Linked DNA regions of Homo sapiens: region 2 is linked to region 1. A link is a loop called in an ENCODE intact Hi-C map of the cell type or tissue named here. Cell type or tissue: PC-9. All regions are shown on one strand. Region 1 has its middle 25 kb from the start of CUX1. Region 2 has its middle 88 kb from the start of CUX1.

Region 1 (2,500 bases):
CATCATAAAAATACTCTTTGTTGATTTTTCTTTTTTTAATTAAAACATGTTTTGTTTTGTTTTTTTTAATTATCAGTCATAGAGATGGGATCTCACTATGTTGCCCAGGCCGGACTCGAACTCCTTGTCTCAAGCAGTCCTCCTGCCTTGGCCTCCCAAAGCTCTGGGATTACAGGTATGAGCCACAGCACCCAGCTCCCTCTTGTTTTTAAATCGTTTTCCCCTCCCCTTCTCCTGTTTGAAGGCAACATGGCACAAGTCTTACTCTTGAAGCAGCAGCCTCTCTGACCGTAGAGAAAGAAACATCTGTGGAGAGTTTTCAAATGGCAAAAATAATGACAGTAATCAGCCGTCTTGTTACTTCTTGGGGACTGGGTGAAGTCAGTCCTTATTCAAAGAGATGGAATTTTCAGCATGGTTCCAATATGTCTTTTAATGGTTACACACATAGGTCCCTGAAAAGTATCCATGAGAAATAAAAAGAGCTGGGCTGTTTCTTTGAGTATTCTTTCAGCAGAAAAAAAAGAAAAAAGAGAAAACTGACTTGAGGGTATTGCTAAAAGATTTTCTGGTGTGGTTTTCTTTTCTTTTTCTTTCTTTTTCTTTTTTTTTTTTTTTTTGAGACAGGATCTTGTTCTGTCACCCAGGCTGGAGTGCAGTGGCATGATCACGGCTCACTGTAAACTTGATGTTCTGCACTCAAGTGATCCTCCCACTTCAGCCTCCCGAGTAGCTGGGATTACACGCACGTGCTACCATGCCCAGCTAATTTTTGTATTTTTTTGTAGAGACAGGGTTTCGCCATGTTACCCAGGCTGGTCTCAAACTCCTGGGCTCAAGCAATCTGCCCTATTTGTTTTCATTTGAGGGACAGGGCATCATGTACTATTTAATAAAAAAAAAAAGCGCCAGGCATGGTAGCTCACCCCTGTAATCCCAGTACTTTGGGAGGCCAAGGTGGGAGGATTGCTTGAGCCCAGGAGTTCAAGACCAGCCTGGGCAATATAGTGAAATCCTATCTCTACAAAAAATTTAAAAATTAGCCAAGTGTGGTGGCAAATGCCTGTAGTCCCAGCTACTTGGGAGGCTGAGATGGGGGGATCGCTGGAGCCCAGGAGTTCCAGGCTGCAGTGACTGGTGATCACACCACTGCACTCCAGCCTGGGCGACAGAGCGAAACCCTGACTCAAAAAAAAAAAGGAAAAAAAAGAAAGAAAGGAAAACAAATTGGATCATCAAATTGTCTGAGTCACCTGAGAAACCACAATTTAATGCCACCTTTCGATACCCAGAGTTCCTATCTTTGAATCAAATTAAGTAGAAAAACAAGTTAAAAAAAAAATCCTTAAATAATTATGGAGGTGGGCAGAGGGTTTTTTTTTTTTTGTGATCGAAATGGTTGATAATGCTTGTAGAAGAAAGGAAAAACATCTCATATAAAAATTTAATCTGAATGTTTTTGTTGTTAAAAGTCTCCTGTGAATCATGAATTATGAAAAACATGACCCAGGAAAGCTGTGAACAAGTTGATTCAAGTATCTCAGGCATGTGATGATCTCACGCCCCAGTCCAGCTTGGCTTCTGGGACGGTTAGGATTTTATCAGGTTCAGGGAACACTGATGGCCTAATTCTGGCTCCAGGCCTCACCCGGCTCTTTTCACACTGGCGCCAGATGTTTGGGAAGTTTTCAGGAAATTGTGGAAAACCAGACCTCAGGCTGGTCACCTTCCAGCAAGGTAGGAGGTGGCTGGTATGGTTTTCCCATTATTTTTTTCTTTTCCCTTTTTTTTTTTTTTGAGACAGGGTCTTGCTCTGTCACTGAGGCTGGAGTGCAGTGGTGTGATTTAAGCTGACTGCAACCTTGACCTCCCAGGCTCTAGCGATTCTCCTTAAGGATTGCAACCTCAGCCTCCCAAGTACCAGGGACTACAAGCCCACACCACCACACCTGGCTAATTTTTTTATTTTTTGTAGAGACGGTGTCTTGCTATGTTGCTCAGGCTGGTCTCAAACTCCTGGGCTCAAGCAATCCTCCCACCTCAGCCTCCTAAAGTGCTGGGATTACAGGCGTGAGCCACCGTCCACAGCTGCTCACCCATTCTTAAATACAAAAGGAGACCCTGAAAATAAACTGTACAGAGGGATAGATTAGACCTCATGACCCTTGACCTTTAACTCTTCACTGAGGAAGGAGCCCGGCTCCTTTTTTCCTACCTGCACTCATCAGACATTTATTACACGTGGTGGGGCGTGGTGGCTCACAGCTGTAATCCCGGCATTTTGGGAGGCTGAGGCGGGTGGGTCACCTGAGGTCAGGAGTTCGAGACCAGCCTGGCCAACCTGACGAAACCCCGTCTCTACTAAAATTACAAAAAATTAGCTGGGTGTGGTGGCGCGTACCTGTGATCCCAGCTACTCGGGAGGCTGACACAAGAGAATAGCTTGAACCCGGGAGGTGGAGGTTGTAGTGAGCCTAGATCGCGCCACTGCACTCCAGCT
Region 2 (2,500 bases), 63 kb before region 1:
AGGCCTTTTATGTGAAACACTTGTGACCCACCAAAAATCCCATTGTAAGTCCTGTCGCTCTGACAAGCATCATAATCGCGCATCTGTCCAGAATTCTGCATTTAGGAGGAGGCTTTAAAGCCCACGTGCTCAGAGCTACGGTGTAGACCCTATACTCCACCATCCTGCCACAGGATTCAGGGAGCAGCTGGAGGTAAGATAATTGTAGGCTCCAGGCTCTGCACCCTGGGTGGGATTAGCATTAGTCAGTAGGTTTCTCTGTTCCCTCAATCTCCCCGCTCCCGGGACTTGCAAAGCAGTGAGAGTGGGCAACATGCCGTGTAACACAGTTAATTACACGTTGATTGCATTGTGCTGTAATTACTGTTCAGGCGTGTGGGGCTCCTCACCTGCACTGGATCCTGGAACTCAGAGAAAGAAGCTTCTGTCTCCTGTAATCCCAGCACTTTGGGAGGCTGAGGTGGGCAGATCGCTTGAGGTCAGGAGTTCAAGACAAGCCTGGGCAACATAGCGAAACCCTATCTCTACTAAAAATACAAAAATTAGCCGGGCGTGATGGCAGGTGCCTGTAATCCCAGCTACTCGGGAGGCTGAGGCAGGAGAATCGCTTGAACTCGGGAGGAGGAGGTTGCAGTGAGCCGAGATGCCACCAGTGCACTCCAGCCTGGGTGACAGAGCGAGACCCTGTCTCAAAAAAAAAATTAAAAAAAAAATTAAAATTATAATAAAAATAAAATTGATTGTAGAAATTGCACTAATGGATACATTAGAAGCCATTGAATTGTATATTTTTAATGGATGAATTGCATGGTATGTGAATTATATCTCAATAAAGCTATTACTTAAACAGGAGAAAACAAAAAACCCCAGCGACAATCTTCCTCAAGCTCCTTGGCAATAGGAGGCCTTGCCGTCCCCACCCAGCCTGCCTGAGTTCCTGCTTACAGTTGCTTCTTTTTTTTTTTTCCTTTGACACGGGGTCTCCCTCTGTCACCCAGGCTGGAGTGCAGTGGCGCAATCTCATCTCACTGCAATCTCCACCTCCCGGGTTCAAGTGATTCTCCTGCCTCAGCTTCCTGAGTAGTTGGGATTACAGGCACCTGCCATCATGCCCGGCTAATTTTTGTATTTTTATAGAGATGGGGTTTTACCATGTTGGTCATGCTGGTCTTCAACTCCTGACCTCAAGTGATCTGCCTGCCTTGGCCTCCCAAAGTGCTGGGATTACAGACGTTAGCCACTGCTCTCAGCTGCTTCTTAAATGCGGCTGGGGCCAAGCAGAAAAATGGCCCTCTCTCATGCTAGGCAAACGCAGAGCCCACTGGACAGAGTTCCCTGAGATCGAGGCAGGGATGACGCATGGCTGCCTTGTGACCAGCTATCTCTCCGCTCTCTGGTGAACTATCCCAAGCCAGACCGTGGTTTTGTAATTTGAAGTCCAAGGCCGTGAATCAACATAATCTACTTATCAAGACCAAAGGCTGCGGTCGCCGTGCATGTAGAAGGAATAGCTCACAGTGCGTGGCGCCTTCATGCCGGAGGGCTGGGCCACACCCTGGTGCACACTGGGGGTGGTGCCCAAGGATCCTGCTGGACTAACCAAACACAGCCCTGGGCCACACCTTCCCACAGGCCTCTCAGCCCTCTCAGCTCTTCCACTTGGAGCCTGAGAGTCTGACACCCCCCACCTCACCCCCAGTCAGCTCTGTGACTCCCAGTGCTCTGGCTTTGGGATTTGTTTTGTTTATTTTAGAGACAGCGTCTCTCTCACTGTGTTACCCAGGCTGGGGTGCAGTGGCGCCATCATGGCTCAATGCAGCTTTCAACTCCTGGCTCAAGTGATCCTCCCACCTCAGCCTCCAGGGTACCTGGGATGACAGGCATGTGCCACCATGCCCAGCTAATGTTTTAAATGTTTTGTAAATGTAGGGGGTCTATGTTGTCCAGGCTGGTCTCGAACTCCTGGCCTCCAGCGATTCTCCCACCTTGGCCTCCCAAAGCCTTGGGATTATAGGTGTGAGCCGCCGCACCCAGCCTGGCTTTGGCCTCGGCATTTACGTTATGTTGTAAAACACAAAACTTCAATCAGGGCCAAGTCTTTCAGCTTAAAACCCTTCAGTGCCTTCTGGGGATAAATACTGAGCTCTTGGGCCCAACTTGGTTTGACCCCTGGGAGTCCTACCCCTACTGGGAGCCCCCACAGCTCATCCTCCCCATGGCCCCTTCACTCCAGATACATGGGTCTTATTTTAGCTCTTTGGTTTTTTGTTTGTTTGAGATGGAGTCTTGCTCTGTTGCCCAGGCTGGAGTGCCGTGGTGTGATCTCAGCTCACTGCAACCTCCGCCTCCCGGGTTCAAGTGATTCTCCTGCCTCAGCCTCCTGAGTAGCTAGGATTACAGGTGCACGCCACCATGCCCGGCTAATTTTTGTATTTTTAGTAGAGACGGAGTTTCACCACATTGGCCAGGCTGGTCTCAAACTCCTGACCTCGTGATCCAC

The links. A loop is a pair of places that touch in the nucleus more often than their neighbours do. Peaks named below come from ENCODE experiments on the same cell type or tissue, not always from the same donor. Only the 100,000 strongest peaks of a DNase experiment are listed, where the experiment ranks them.
Region 2: a loop joins it to region 1, with 8 times the contacts of the local background. A loop is called at or near these places in 5 of 110 quality-filtered maps.

The regions. Positions count from the first base shown.
Region 1 is chr7:101,790,965-101,793,464 of GRCh38, forward strand. No RefSeq gene overlaps it. Among named protein-coding and RNA genes, the nearest start is that of CUX1, 25 kb to the right of the region's middle. In PC-9, no CTCF peak of the experiment used is centred here; DNase peaks (open chromatin) are centred at 1,277 and 1,537; H3K27ac peaks cover 2,412 bases.
Region 2 is chr7:101,728,087-101,730,586 of GRCh38, forward strand. No RefSeq gene overlaps it. Among named protein-coding and RNA genes, the nearest start is that of CUX1, 88 kb to the right of the region's middle. In PC-9, no CTCF peak of the experiment used is centred here; a DNase peak (open chromatin) is centred at 1,475; H3K27ac peaks cover 2,000 bases.